Regions from separate parts of the Homo sapiens genome. Here region 2 is linked to region 1. A link is a contact called in ENCODE Hi-C or POLR2A ChIA-PET data. All regions are on one chromosome and are shown on one strand. Each heading gives the region's core, a stretch centred on a gene start or an enhancer-like site at or near the end of the contact. The rest is flanking DNA. Distances are from core to core; before and after follow the strand shown.

Evidence for each region. Hi-C counts contacts between places; a loop is a spot of excess contacts on that map. ChIA-PET counts read pairs that join two places held with the same protein, here RNA polymerase II (POLR2A).
Region 2: a map of breast epithelium shows a loop between it and region 1 (16-fold over the local background). The contact joins two enhancer-like sites. A Hi-C loop is called at or near these places in 1 of 168 maps with a recorded cell type or tissue (breast epithelium). POLR2A ChIA-PET finds 5 or more read pairs at or near these places in 2 of 52 experiments (AG04450 and WTC11).

The regions. Positions count from the first base shown.
Region 1 is chr7:73,753,166-73,760,861 of GRCh38, reverse strand. No RefSeq gene overlaps it. Among named protein-coding and RNA genes, the nearest start is that of CLDN3, 13 kb to the left of the region's middle. Within about 2 kb of position 2,266, at least 7 of the 41 ENCODE cell types and tissues checked have a DNase peak (open chromatin) inside an H3K27ac peak, as active enhancers do.
Region 2 is chr7:74,390,602-74,398,297 of GRCh38, reverse strand. CLIP2 (CAP-Gly domain containing linker protein 2) reads right to left here. Exons shown (of 17, transcript NM_003388.5): 14 at 1,065-1,224. Among named protein-coding and RNA genes, the nearest start is that of GTF2IRD1, 59 kb to the left of the region's middle. RefSeq lists a silencer at 2,258-2,447. Within about 2 kb of position 3,442, at least 9 of the 41 ENCODE cell types and tissues checked have a DNase peak (open chromatin) inside an H3K27ac peak, as active enhancers do.

The DNA.
Region 1 (7,696 bases), core at 1,017-3,516:
GTCACCTTGTCACAGCACCTACTATGTCCCTGTATATTGTTTTGTTTCTTTTTTGTTTTTTAGACAGAGTCTCGCTCTGTCGCCCAGGCTGGAGTACAGTGGCTCGATCTCAGCTCACTGCAACCTCCAGCGCCAGGGTTCAAGCGATTCTTCTGCCTCAGCCTCCTGAGTAGCTGGGACTACAGGTACGTGCCACCACGCCTGGCTAATTTTTGTATTTTTAGTAGAGACGGGGTTTCACCATATTGGCCAGGCTGGTCTCAAACTCCTGACCTTGTGATCCGCCCACCTCAGCCTCCCAAAGTGCTGGGATTATAGGCGTGAGCCACTGCGCTTGGCCCTTTCTTTTCTTTTCTTTTTTTGGGACAGAGTCTCACTCTGCAACCTCCACCTCCCAGGTTCAAGCGATTCTCCTGCCTTAGCCTCCCAAGCAGCTGGGATTACAGGTGTCAGCCACCGTGCCCAGATAATAATTTGTATTTTTAGTAGAGATGGGATTTCGCTATGTTGGCCAGGCTGGTCTCGAACTCCTGGCCTCAAGTGATCTGCCTGCCTCAGCCTCCCAAAATGCTGGGATTACAGGTGTGAGTGACCAAGCCTGGCCAATTGTTGTTTTGTTTCTTGTTAGACTTCTCTACCAGAAAGTCATCTCCCAAGGTCACGGACAGTGTCTTGAGCTGTTTCTCTCTGTCTGTAGCACCCAGAGAGGGCTGGCACAAGGAGGCTGGTCAGAAATATCTGTGGAATGAAGGCATGCCTGTCTGCACGAAAAGCACATGGCATAGTGCTATGTATACAGTAGGAGTTCAATTAATGTGAGTTTGTATTGTTAAGATTTTGGGCTGGGCGTGGTGGCTCACAGCCAGGTGCAGTGGCTTACAACTATAATCTCAGCTACTTGGGAGACTGAGGCAGGAGAATTTCTTGAACCCAGAAGGCGGAGGTTGCAGTGAGCCGAGATCACACCACTGCACTCCACCCTGGACGAGGGAGTGAGACTCCATCTCAGAAAAAAAAAAAAATTTTGGTGTATTCCGTCAGGCAGGGGCCTGGGAACATGAGAGTGTTGGGTGGATGGTGAGAAAGTCCCTGGGATTTTCTGTTTTGTTTTTGTTTTTGTTTTTATTTATTTTTTAGACGGAGTCTTGCTCTGTCGCCCAGGCTGGAGTGCAGTGACGCGATCTCAGCTCACTGCAAGCTCTGCCTCCCAGGTTCACACCATTCTCCTGCCTCAGCCTCCCGAGTAGCTGGTTCTACAGGCGCCCACCACCACGCCTGGCTAATTGTTTGTATTTTTTTAGTAGAGACGGGGTGTCACCATGTTAGCCAGGATGGTCTCGATCTCCTGACCTCGTGATCCGCCCACCTTGGCCTCCCAAAGTGCTGGGATTACAGGCGTGAGCCACTGCGCCCGGCCTTTTTTTTCTTTTTTTGAGATAGAATCTCGTTCTGTCACCCAGACTGGAGTGCAATGGCGCAATCTCCACTCACTGCAACCTCCGCCTCCCGGGTTCAAGCGATTCTCCTGCCTCAGCCCCCCAAGTAGCTGGGATTACAGGTGCCTGCCACTGCACCCAGCTAATTTTTGTATTTTTAGTAGGGACAGGGTTTCATCATGTTTGCCAGGATGGTCTTGAACTCCTGACCTCAGGTGATCTGCCCACCTCGGCCTTCCAAAGTGCTGGGATTACAGGCGTGAGCCACCGTGCCTGGCTGTCCCTGGGATTTTCAAACTCCACAGCCCTGGAGCGCGCTGCCAGGCCCTGGGGTGGTGCCACATGAGAGAGGTGGCCACGCGTGGGGGATGGCTAGGTTGTGAGAAAGTCCCTAGGTTTCTTCAAACTCCACACCCACAAAGCCCCCTGCCAGGCCCTGGGGTGGTGCCACATGAGAGAGATGGCTGAGAAAGTCCCTAGGTTTCTTCAAAACTCACAGCCCTGGAGCCCCCTGCCAGGCCCTGGGGCTGTCTCACCCATCTCCCACAGAGGTGCTGCAGGCTGCCCGCTCTTGCCACACCTGTTCCAGCTCTTCCTCCTGCCAGACCAAAAGCCAACTGCTTTATCAAACAAACACAGCGTTTATTGTGGCTCCCTCAAGGTCTGTGGCTGGCCTGGAAGAACAGATAGTACCTTCCTTCCCCCTCCCATACCAGGATTGCCCGAAAGGTCACCCATGCTGAGACAAGAATGCTCTGCAGAGCCAGGAGAGAGCAAGAGCATGGGTGTCAGGTGCCCACTGTGGGACCTTGACCAAGTCACTTGCTGCCTCTAGCTCATAACTATAAAAGAAGGGGTATTGGCCAGGTGCAGTGGCTCACGCTTGCAATCCTGGCACTTTGGGAAGCAGAGATGGGAGGATCACTTGAGGCCAGGAGTTCAAGACCAGCCCGGGCAACAAAGCAACACCCTGTCTCTATAAAAAATGCAAAAATTAGCCAGATGTGTTGGTGCATGCCTGTAGTCCCAGCTACTCAGGAGGCTGAGGTGGGAGGATTGTTTGAGCCCAGGAGGTCGAGGCTGCAGTAAGCCGTGATCACGCCATTGAACTCCAGCTTGGGCGACAGAGCGAGACTCTGTCTCCAAAATTTAAAAAAAAAAAAAAAAAGGTGGTGCCAGGCGCGGTGGCTCACCCTGTAATCCCAGCACTTTGGGAGGCCGACGCGGGTGGATCACCTGAGGTCGGGAGTTCGAGACCAGCCTGACCAACATAGTGAAACCCTGTCTCTACTAAAAATACAAAAATTAGCTGGGCGTGGTGGCACACGCCTATAATTCCAGCTACTTGGGAGGCTGAGGCAGGAGAATCGCTTGAAACCAGGAGGCAGAGATTGCAGTGAGCCAAGATAACGCCACTGCACTCCAGCCTGGGCGACGGAGCAAGACTCAGTCTCAAAAAAAAATAAAATAAAATAACCAGTCCCTAAACTGTCAACCTTCTCTTTATGTCTGGATGCATCGACCTCTATTCTCCACTCGCACCGCCGCAACTTCAGCCAGGACACCACCCTCTTTCTGTAACAGCCTGGAGAGGGTTTCTGGTCCCCAGGCTCCCTCCCTACACTCCCAACCTAGCTATGCCCCTTTCCAAGCCATTAGTCGCAGTGCAATCCTGAGTCTGACCATGTCATTCCCCTACTTAAAATCCTTCAGGCCCTCTACCCCCAGATGGCCCTCCAGATCCCACTCAGACTTCATGCCATGCCTTAGGAGCCCCTGTGAGCACAGGCCATGCTCGCCTCTCTGTTTCCACCTGTGCTCCCCAAACTGCCCTTCCACATCCCAGCCACCAAGCTCAACCCCACTCGACATCCTTTCTCTCCTCAAAAACCCTGCACTCTCCCTGCACTCTCTGGACCATAGGCTTCAGCACAAGTTCTCTCTTCTTCGTCTCTAGAGAAAAGAGTTTTGCTCTGTTGCCCAGGCTGGAGTACAGTGGCACGTTCTCAGCCCACTGCAACCTCTGCCTCTTGGGTTCAAGTGATTTTCCAGCCTCAGCGTCCTGAGTAGCTGGGATTACAGGCACATGCCACCACGCCCGGCTAATTTTTGTATTTTTTTAGTAGAGACAGGGGTTTCAGCATGTTGGCCAGGCTGGTCTCGAACTCCTGACCTCAGATGATCCGCCCGTCTCAGCCTCCCAAAGTGCTGGGATTACAGGTGTAAGCCACCATGCCCGGCCCTCTCTTCTTTTTTTTGAGACAGAGTCTTGCTCTGTCACCTAGGCTGGAGTGCAGTGGCACAATCTCAGCTCACTCCTGGGTTCAAGCAATTCTCCAGCCTCAGCCTCCTGAGTAGCTGGGATTATAGGCACGTGCCACTGCATCTGGCTAAATTTTGTATTTTTAGTAGAAGTGGGGTTTCACCATATTGGCCAGGCTGGTCTCAAACTCCTGACCTCAGGTGATCCTCCCGCCTCGGCCTCCCAAAGTGCTGGGATTACAGGCATGAGCCATCATGCCTGGCCACAAGTTCTCTCTTCTTGGCAGTTTATCCAATCTTACCCCACTCTACTTGCCAAGCTTAGAGATCACTTTATAGCCTAGGCCTGGTGGTTCATGCCTGTAATACAAGCGCTTTGGGGGGCCAAGGTGGGAGGATCACTTTGAGCCCAGAAGTTGATCACTTGAGACCAGCCAGGGCAACATAGCAAGACCCCCATCTCTACAAAAAATGTTAAAAATTAACCAGGCATGGTGGCACATGCCTATAGTCCTAGCTATTTGGGAGGCTGAAGTGAGAGGATCACTTGAGCATATAAGGTCAAGACTGCAGTGAGCTATAATCGTGCCACTGCTCTGTACCCGGGCAAGAGAGCAAGATTGCTCAGGGAAAAAAAAAAAAAAGAAAGAGAGAAATCATTCAGCCGGGTACAGTGGCTCACGCCTGTAATCCCTGCACTTTGGAAGGCCAAAGCAGGTGGATCACTTGAGGCCAGGAGTTCGAGACCAGCCTGGCCAACATGGTAAAACCCCATCTCTACTAAAAATACAAAAAAATTAGCCAGGCGTGGTGGCGGGCGCCTGTAATCCCAGCTACTCGGGAGGCTGAGGAGGAGAACTGCTTGAACCCGGGAGGCGGAGGTTGCAGTGAGCCGAGATTGCACTACTGCACTGCCTGGGTGACAAAGTGAGACTCGATCTCAAAAAAGAAAAAAAAAAAAAAAAGAGGTCATTTCACATCTCAGTTGAGAACGGTTCCCTGACTCCTGTGCATCCCGCAACCATGACCATTCGATGCTATTTGTTACACTGGTCCAGAATCACCTCTTAGCTTATCTTTCCTCTACCCCCAGACCATGCTCTGTCAGGGAGCAACCCCTAAGCATCTTGTCATCCTCAGTATGCCCTGAGCCTAGCAGAATGCCCTGCTCAGAGCTGATGCTCTGTAAAGGGAAGACAAGGCCCGCGCCCATCATGCAGTTTGGAAAATAAATTAATTATGTCTTATGTGCAATCAAGGAATAGCAGATTGGGTCCAGAAGAGTTCAAAGGTCATAGAGGGGTATAACAGTCTAAAAAGACTTCATAGACAGCCTTGAATAAGTAGGGTTTTTTTGTTTTGGTTTTGGTTTTTTAGTTTTTTGTTGTTGTTATTGTTTTCTTTGAGACGGGGTCTCGCTCTCTGGCCCAGGCTAGGATGCAGTGGTGCGATCTCAGCTCACTGTAACCTCCGCCTCCCGGGTTTAAGGAATTCTCCCGCTTCAGCCTCTCAAGTAGCTGGGATTACAGGCACCCACCCCCATGCCCAGCTAACTTTGGGGGTTTTTCTGAGACAGAGTTTACCTCTTGTCGCCCAGGCTGGAGTACAATGGCACGATCTCGGTTCACTGCAACCTCCACCTACCGGATTCAAGCAATTCTGCTGCCTCAGCCTCCCAAGTAGCTATGATTACAGGCACCCACCAGCACGCCTAATTTTTGTAATTTTAGTAGAGACAGTGTTTTGCCATGTTGGCCAGGCCAGTCTCGAACTCCTGACCTCAGGTGATCCTCCTGGCTTGGCCTCCCAAAGTGCTGGGGTTAGAGGCGTGAGCCACCATCCCCAGCCAAACTTTTTGTATTTTTAGTAGAGATGGTGTATCATCATGTTGGCCCATCTGCTCTCAAACTCCTAACCTCAAGTGATCTGCCCACCTTGGCCTCCCAAAGTGTGGGGATTACAGCCGTGAGCCACCACGCCTGGCCGGTTTTTGGTTTGGTTGGGTTTTTTAATTAACTTTTATTTTAGGTTTGGGGATACATATGAAGGTTTCTTACATAGGTAAACACGTGTCACAGGAGTTTGTTGAACAGATTATTTTGTCACCCAAGTAAGCCCAGTACCCAATAGTGATCTTTTCTGCTCCTCTCCCTCCTCCCACCCTCACCCTCAAGTAGACACCAGTGTCTGTTGTTTCCCTCTTTGTGTTCATAAGTTCTTATCATTTAGCTCCCACTTATAAGCAGGAACATACGCTATTTGGTTTTCTGCTCCTGTGTTAGTTTGCTAAGGATAACAGCCTCAAGCTCCATCCATGTTCCTGAAAAAGACACGTTCTCATTCTTTTTTATAGCTGCATAGTACTCCATGGTGTATATGTACCACATTTTCTTTATCCAGTCTATCACTGATGGGCATTTAGGTTGATTCCATGCCTTTGCTATTGTGAATAGTGCTGCAGGGCTGGTTGTTGTTGTTGTTGTTTTTTAATTACATTTCTTTTTTTTTTTTTTTTTTTTTTTTTTTTGAGATGGAGTCTCGCTTGGTTGCCCAGGCTGGAGTGCAGTGGCGCCATCTCAGCTCACTGCAAGCTCTGCCTCCCGGGTTCATGCTATCCTCCTGCCTCAGCCTCCCAAGTATCTGGGACTACAGGTGCCTGCCACCACACCCGGCTAATTTTTTGTTGTTGTTGTATTTTTAGCAGAGACGGGGTTTCACCATGTTAGCCAGGATGGTCTCGATCTCCTGACCTTGTGATCCGCCCACCTCGGCCTCCCAAAGTGCTCGGATTATAGGCATGAACCACTGCGCCCGGCCTAAATTTCTTTTTTTAAATAGAGACAGGGTTTTGTCATATTGCCCAGGCTGGTCTGGAACTCCTGGGCTCAAGTGATCCGCCCACCTCACCCTCCCAAAATGCTGGAATTACAAGCGTGAGCCACCATGCCCAACCTATAAGTATGCTTCTGAGTCTTAAATAAGTAAGTTTGAGATGGGCAGAGCTAAGAGGGGAAGCCTTCCCAAGCAGGATTCACTGATGGGCAACAGCAAGGAGAAAAATGATATGCACAAGGCAGAAAAATGATATGCACAAGAGTGAGCAGAGGCTGACCTGATTGAAGCAGGAAATTCATATCCAGAAACAGTAAGAGGCCAGGCGCGGTGGCTCATGCCTGTAATCCCGGCACTTTGGGAGGTCGAGGCAGGCGGATCACCTGAGGTCAGGAGCTCAAGACCAGCCTGGCCAACATGGTGAAACACCGTCTCTACTAAAAATACAAAAATTAGCCAGGCATGGTGGTGCGAGCCTGTAATCCCAGCTACTCAGAAGGCTGAGGAACAAGAATTGTTTGAACTTGGGAGGTGGCGGTTGCAGTGAGCTGAGATTGCACCACTGCACTCCAACCTGGGTGACAGAGTGAGACTCTGTCTCAGAAAAAAAAAGAACAAAGTTGGAGGACTCATACTTTCTGCTTTCAAAACTTACTACAAAGCTACAGTAATCAAAACAGTGGTACTGGCATGAAGACAGACATATAGACCAATGGAATAGAATAAAAAGCTCAGAAATAAACACTCATATATGAAGTCAAATAATTTTCAATAAGGATACCAAAACCACTCAGTGAGGAATGGGCAATCTTTTCACAGATAATGCTGGGAAAACTGGATATTTGCATGCAAAAAAATGAAGTTGGTTCCTTAACACCATATAAAAAAATTTACTCAAAATGGATCAAAGACCTAAATATAAGATCTAAAACTATAAAACTTAGATGGCTGATCAACCAAGTTTATAGGATATTATAAATCCTTTGTTGTCATTTCAACAGTGTTCACACAATCTTCACCAGGAGTAGTTTCCATCTCAAGAAACCACTTTCTGGCTGGGCGCGGTGGCTCACGCCTGTAATGCCAGCAATTTGGGAGGCTGAGGCAGGTGGATCACTTGAGGTCAGGAGTTTGAGACCAGCCTGGCCAACATGGTGAAACCCTGT
Region 2 (7,696 bases), core at 2,193-4,692, 640 kb before region 1:
AACCTCCGCCTCCTGGGTTCAAGTGATTCTCCTGCCTCAACCTCCCAAGTAGCTGGGATTACAGGCACACTCCACCATGCCCGGCTAATTTTTGTATTTTTAGCAGAGATGGGGTTTCGCCATGTTGGCCAGGCTGGTCTCGTACTCTTGACCTCAAGTGATCCGCCTGCCTCAGCCTCCCAAAGTGCTGGGATTACAGGTGTGAGCCATTGCGCCTGGCCAAGGGATGGGGATGGTCCTGTGCTATGCTACCAGCATCACCTGCCTACCCCAACCCGTCTCTGCAGACTCAGTGAAGTCAGGTTCCTATTCATAATAGAAAAGAAATCTCGACCGGGCGCAGTGGCTGACACCTGTAATCCCACCACTTTGGGAGGCCGAGGCAGGAGGATCACAAGGTCAGGAGTTCGAGACCATCCTGCCTAACACGGTGAAACCCTGTCTCTACTAAAAATACAAAAAAATTAGCCAGGCGTGGTGGCGGGTGCCTGTAGTCCCAGCTACTTGGGAGGCTGAGGCAGGAGAATGGTGTGAACCAGGGAGGCAGAGCTTACAGTGAGCTGAGATCGCGCCACTGCACTCCAGCCTGGGCAACAGAGCGAGACTCTGTCTCAAAAAAAAAAAAAAAAAACAAAAAAAACTCAGCCACCCAGAATCCCAGGCTTGCTGTAGACTTTCAAGTTCTTGTCTCCTTCCTGAGACTGATGTGTGAAGCCCCACTGCAGGACCCTGAGCAAGGAACTGGCTTGTGGTTGATTACTCCTCTGAACAGGGAGCTCTTTACCTGTATTGGCTCATCCTGCCTCTGGACAGGTCAGATAGGAAGTTTTCCTTTGCACCGTATCACACAGACTGCCACATAGGCAGCCATGATGTCTGCAAAAGCGGCTAGCCAGGGTCCCTCCACCTGCCTGTGGTCCTAGAAGATTTCAAATCCTCACCATGACTCAGCTGTCCCTGGGGTCATTCCAGGAGGTCTCCAGTCTCCATGGCCTGACAGCAAGGCTAGCCCAGCCCCACCCGGACTAGTGCCCCTGCCCCTAGGCCACCCCTACCCCACATACCAGCCCGGTCAGCTTTTCACGCAGGCCCCGGATGTCATCCTTGAGTTTCTGCTCCTTGATCCGCCACTCAGCCTTGTGTACCTCACGGCTCAGGTCCCTCTCCGGCCCTGGGGAGTGACGATTGGCCTCCAGCAGCAACACCCGCAGTTCGTTCAGGCTCCTGGGGGTGAGGCGGGCACAGAACCACTGCACTCAGCCCTGGCTCCTCCAGCTCCCACACTCTAGCAATTTGCCAAGTGTCCAGGGGCTGACCAACTGGTGGGGGACATGGGCTACTAGATGGCATCTGTGCCACGAGGGGCCACAGTAGACACAATTCAACCAAAGCCCAAGAGGGGCCAGGATTTGGGGCTGGGATGGTCCTGAGGACTTGACCTTTCCTAGAGTACTTTTTAAAGTTGTTGTGGGGGGAGTGCAGAGCACAGTGGCTCACGCCTGTAATCCCAGCACTTCAGAAGGCCGAGGTGGGCGGATCATTTGAGGTCAGGAGTTTGAGACCAGCCTGGCCAACATGGTGAAACCCCATCTCTACTAAAAATACAAAAATTAGCCAGTCGTGGTGGTAAGTGCCTGTAATCCCAGGTACTCGGGCAGCTGAGGCAGGAGAATCACTTGGACCTGGAAGGTGGAGGTTGCAGTGAGCCAAGATCGTGCCATTGCACTCCAGCCTGGGCAACAGAGCAAGGCTGTCTCAAAGAAAATAATAATAAATAAAATTTTTAAAGAAAAGACAATATATTTGTTTAATTAAAACACACACACACACACACACATAACCCCAAAACATTTACCCAAGAAATCTCATGAGGCAAGACATTTTATCTATTTTTAAAAAATAGAGACAGGGTCTTGCTATGTCGCCCAGGGTCATCTTGAACTCCTGGCCTCAAGTGATCCTCCCGCCTTGGCTTCCCAAAACGCTGGGATTACAAGTTTGAGCCACCACCCCTGGCCAGCAAGACATTTTAAATACCTGATGTCAAATGGGTTTTATCTCCCATGTCACCTCTTAATCAACTGACAGGATCTACCTGGAGTACTATGATGATAATGGTTCTGAGGCCACATTTGGGGTCTGCAGGAAACAGTGCAGTGATCGATTGGTAATGCCTGCCATGGGCATAGGCAGGAGCACATGCACCCCTATGCCCTAGCGTTTTCCCTTGCCTGCAACTACTACAGAGGGGAAAACTCCCTTACTAGGTGGCCACGGGTAGAGAACAGTGGAAATCTGCTGGCACAGCTCCCTTCCCTTTCCTCCTCCTTTCTGCTATGATGTATGATGTGATGGCTGGACTTTCAGCAGCCACCTTGCAATCATGAGGCGGGGAGCACTGCAAAGGTGTTGGCACTGAGATCTTAAGCTCCTGAACCAACTGCCAGTCACAGCTACCTCCAGATTTCTTGTTATGTAAGAAAAGGAAATCTCTGCTACTTTAATCTGCTGTTTGATGGATGTGACATCACTGTCACCAAAGCATTCCTAGCTGATCTCCCACCTCCATCCTAAGCACTGCAGGAGTGTGGAGGAGCCCACGGTGGCCTGTATCAATCAAGAAAGGCTTCAAGGAAGAGGTGACAATGTGCTAAGCCCTGAAGAATGAACTGGACTTAGCAAACTGGCCAAAAAGAAGGTATCTCTGGCCAGGCATGGTGGCTTATGCCTGTAATCCCAGCACTTTGGGAGGCTGAGGAGGACAGATCACCTGAGGTCAGGAGTTTGAGACCAGCCTGGCCAACATAGCAAAACCCTATCTCTACTCAAAATACAAAAATTAGCTGGGTGTGGTAGCACATGCCTGTAATCCCAGCACTTTGGGAGGCCAAGGCGGGCAGATTACTTGAGGTCATGAGTCAAGACCAGCCTGTCAACATGGTGAAACCCCATCTCTACTAAAAATACAAAATTAGCTGGGCGTGGTAGTGCATGCCTGTAATCCCAGCTACTTGAGAGGCTGGGGCAGGAGAATTGCTTGAACCCAGGAGGCAGAGGTTGCGGTGAGCCAAGATTGCGCCACTGCACTCCAGCCTGGGTCACAGAGCAAAACTCCGTCTCAGAAAAAAAAAAAAGAAGAAGAAAAAGAAGGTATCCTAGAAGGGAGGAATCTCATAACTGATGAGAACTGAAGGATGGAAGGAGGCTGTTGACAGCTGTTGACAGCAGGGAGACGGGGATGAGGCCAGGCTCTGGGAAAGAGGAAATGTGGCTTCAGATGACAGGGAAAATTCAGAGACAATGGATAAAGACCCAAAACTCCAGAAAGTTCTATCGAGACTCAGCAGAGGGGCATCCTGTGGCTGAGACAGGGCAGAAAGCTTCCTCGGAGAAGGTGAGACCAGGCAGGGCACCAAGAATAACTTTTCCACTTAGGATGGGAGACAGGGGAGGGAGGGCAGCCCTGGAACCCTGGCCAGGGGCCTGGCTGGTTTGTTCCTACTGGAAAAGGCACAGGCTGCATCTGCAGAGGGCAGTGTTGTTCTGGAAAATTCCTAGATTGCCTCATCGCATCTGTTTCCCTCCTGGGCAGGGCTACAGTTTCTAGAAAGGTGTTAGATTTGTAGCAAATGTAGCTAGAGCAACTCCTAATCTGTATAGAAGGAAAGGAGATGGCATTTCTTCTTTTACAAAAGGATGTCTGTGCTTCAAAGAGATTCCTTTAACTCGGGTTGAAATGCAAATGCTGGGCCCGGGGCGGTGGCCCACGCCTGTGCTCCCAGCACTTTGGGAGGCCGAGGCAGGTGGATCACCTGAGGTCGGGAGTTTGAGACCAGCCTGACCAACATGGAGAAACCCTATCTATACTAAAAATACAAAATTAGCCCGGCATGGTGGCGCATGCCTGTAATCCCAGCTACTTGGGAAGCTGGGGCAGGAGAATTGCTTGAACCCAGGAGGCAGAGGTTGCGGTGAGCAGAGATTGTGCCACTGCACTCCAGCCTGGGCAACAAGAGCAAAACTCCATCTCAAAAAAAAAAAAAAAAAAAAAATAAGAAGAAAAAGAAGGTATCCCAGAAGGGAGGAATCTCATAACTGATGAGAGCTGAAGGATGGAAGGAGGCTGTTGACAGCTGTTGACAGCAGGGAGACGGGGATGAGGCCCTCTGGGAAAGAGGAAATGTGGCTTCAGATGACAGGGAAAATTCAGAGACAATGGATAAAGACCCAAAACTCCAGGAAGTTCTATCGAGACTCAGCGGAGGGGCATCCTGCGGCTGAGATAGGGCGGAAAGCTTCCTCGGAGAAAGTGAGACCAGGCAGGGCACCAATAATAACTTTTCCACTTAGGATGGGAGACAGGGGAGGGAGGGCAGCCCTGGAACCCTGGCCAGGGTCCTGGCTGGTTTGTTCCTACTGGAAAAACACAGGCTGCATCTGCAGAGGGCAGTGTTGTTCTGGAAAATTCCTAGATTGCCTCATCGCATCTGTTTCCTTCCTGGGCAGGGCTACAGTTTCTAGAAAGGTGTTAGATTTGTAGCAAATGTAGCTAGAGCAACTCTTAATCTGTATAGAAGGAAAGGAGGTAGCATTTCTTCTTTTACAAAAGGATGTCTGTGCTTCAAAGAGATTCCTTTAACTTGGGTTGAAATGCAAATGCTGGGCCCGGCAGAGTGGCTCACACCTGTATTCCCAGCACTTTGGGAGGCTGAGGCGGGTGGATCACCTGAGGTCGGGAGTTCGAGACCAGCATGACCAACATGGAGAAACCCCATCTCTACTAAAAATACAAAATTAGCCGGGCATGGTGGCACATGCCTGTAATCCCAGCTACTCATAAGGCTGAGGCAGGAGAATCACTTGAACCTAGGAGGTGGAGGTTGCAGTGAGCAGAGATTGTGCCACTGCACTCCAGCCTGGACAACAAGAGCAAAACTCCATCTCAAAAAAAAAAAGAAATGCAAATGCTGGGCCCAGTGCGGTGGCTCATGCCTGTACTCCCAGCACTTTGGGAGGCAGAGGCAGGCAGATCACTTGAGGTTAGGAGTTGGAGACCAGCCTGGCCAACACAGTGAAACCCTGTCCCTACTAAAAATTAGCTGGGCATGGTGATGGGCGCCTGTAATCCCAGCTACTCGGGAGGCTGAGGCAGGAGAATCGCTTGAACCCAGAAGGTGGAGGTTGCAGTGACCTGAGATCGCGCCACTGTACTGCAGCCTGGGCAACAGAGTAAGACTCCGTCTCAAAAAAAAAAAAAAAAAAAGCAAATGCTTACAGGGGCTGGGGAATTGGGAGTAAGAAAAATAATGAAGGGAAAGTGGGGCCTCCCCAGGAGACTCAGGGGGCCCACGCCCATCAGAAGGGGGCAGGGGCTCCCCAGCTATGATGGGGTGATCGCCATGCTGGAAGTCTGTCCTGTGTTGTTAGGTCTTGCCATTTGTTATTTTTTAAAATTGTGTTTATTACTATTATTATTTTTGAGACAGAGTTTCACTCTTGTTGCCCAGGCTGGAGTGCAATGGCACGATCTTGGCTCACTGCAACCTCCACCTCCTAGTTCAAGTGATTCTCCTGCCTGAAGTAGCTGGGATTACAGGCGTGCTTCACCATACCTGGATAATTTTTGTATTTTTAGTAGATATGGGGTTTCATCATCTTGGCCAGGCTGGTCTCGAACTCCTGACCTCAGGTGATCTACCTGCCTCGGCCTCCCAAAGTGCTGGGATTACAGGCGTGAGCAGCCACCACACTCAGCCTTTTACTTATTGTTTTTTGAGACAGGGTCTTGCTCTGTCGCCCAGGCTGTGGTATGATCATGGCTTACTGAGTCTCCACTTCCTGGGCCCAAGTAATCCTACTACCGCAGCCTCCTGAGTAGCTGGGACCCACAGGCGTGTGCTCCACGCCCAGCTATTTTCTTTTCTTTCCTTTTCTTTTTTTTTTTTTTGAGATGGAGTCTCACTCTGTCGCCCAGGCTGGAGTGCAGCGGCGTGATCTTGGCTCACTCCAAGCTCCGCCTCCTAGGTTCACGCCATTCTCCTGCCTCAGCCTCCCCAGTAGCTGGGACTACAGGTGCCCACCACCAAGCCTGGCTAATTTTTTGTATTTTTAGTAGAGACAGGGTTTCATCGTGTTAGGCAGGATGGTCTCGATCTCCTGACCTCGTGATCTGCCTGCCTCGGCCTCCCAAAGTGCTGGGATTACAGGCGTGAGCCACTGCGCCCAGCCACGCCCAGCTATTTTTCTATTTTTTTGTAGAGATGGGGTCTTGCTGTGTTGCCCAGGCTGGTCTTGAACTCCTGAGCTCAAGTGATCCTCCAGTCTCCGCCTCCCAAAGTGCTGGGATTTCAGGTGTGAGCCACCATGCCATGCCAGATCTTCCCATTTTTTAAGGGAATGTGGAGAAATCTGGCTTTTCTGTAACATTTGATTTTTATTTTCTTTAATTAATTAACCTTTTTTTTTCTTCTTCTTCTTTGAGACAGAGTCTCACTCTATTGCCCAGGCTGGAGTGCAGTGGCACAATCTCGACTCACTGCAACCTCTGCCTCCCGGGTTCAAGTGACTCTCCTGCCTCAGCCTCCTGAGTAGCTGGGACTACAGGTGTGTGCCACCATGCCTGGCTAATTTTTGTATTTTTAGTAGAGACGGGGTTTCGCCATGTTGACCAGGCTGGTCTCAAGCTCCTGAGCTCAAGTGATCTGCCTGCCTTGGCCTCCCAGAGTGCTGGTATTACAGGGGTGAAGCACTGCGCCTGGCCCCATCTTCTGATTTTTAATTGTTAGTCTAATTTCTTAAAGGCTCAGAGGGACCACACAAACCATGTCTATCGACTGAATCTAGCTCATTGGATGCTAAAGTGTGTTCTGAGGAAATCCCAGTGGGTCCCTTAAAACCTTTTCAAGGGATCTATGGCTCAAAACTATTTTTGTAATAATAACAAAACTATTTTCATTACTTCTCTTCAGAATACAATAGGTTTTTTCTGGGGCTAGTAGAAATACTAACCATGATTTGAAAAGGACATTCAAATACTCCTTTGTTTTCTAACTACATATCTATGTAAGATCAGATTTTTAGAACATAGTTCAACCAAAAGAGCAAATTGCAAAGATGGAACATGGAAAAAGATGCCAGAATCTAGTTTCTCCTATTAAGCCCCAATATTCAAGGATTTTGCAAAAATTTGAAATAATGCCACTCTTCCCAGTAAATATTTTTTGTTTTGGAAAATAGTTACTTTTTTTTTTGATGGAGTTTCGCTCTTGTTGCCCAGGCTGGTGTGTAGTGGCGCAATCTCGGCTCACTGCAACCTCCGCCTTCCGGGTTCAAGAGATTCTCCTGCCTCAGCCTCCCGAGTAGCTGGGATTACAGGTGCCTGCCAACACGCCTGGCTAATGTTTTGTATTTTTAGTAGAGACAGGGTTTCGCCATGTTGGACAGGCTGGTCTTGAACTCACGACCTCAGGTGATCTGCCCACCTCGACCTCCCAAAGTGCTGGGATTACAGGCAGAAGCCACCCCGCCCAGTCCCCCACCCACCCCCCCCACCCCGCCAGAAAATAGTTACTTTTTATCAAAAGCATGCTACTTATGTTACATGCAATTGGCTTATTAATTTTATTTTTTGAGACAGGGTCTTACTGCCACCGCCCAGGCTGCAGTGCAGTAGCAAGACCTTGGCTCACTGCAGCCT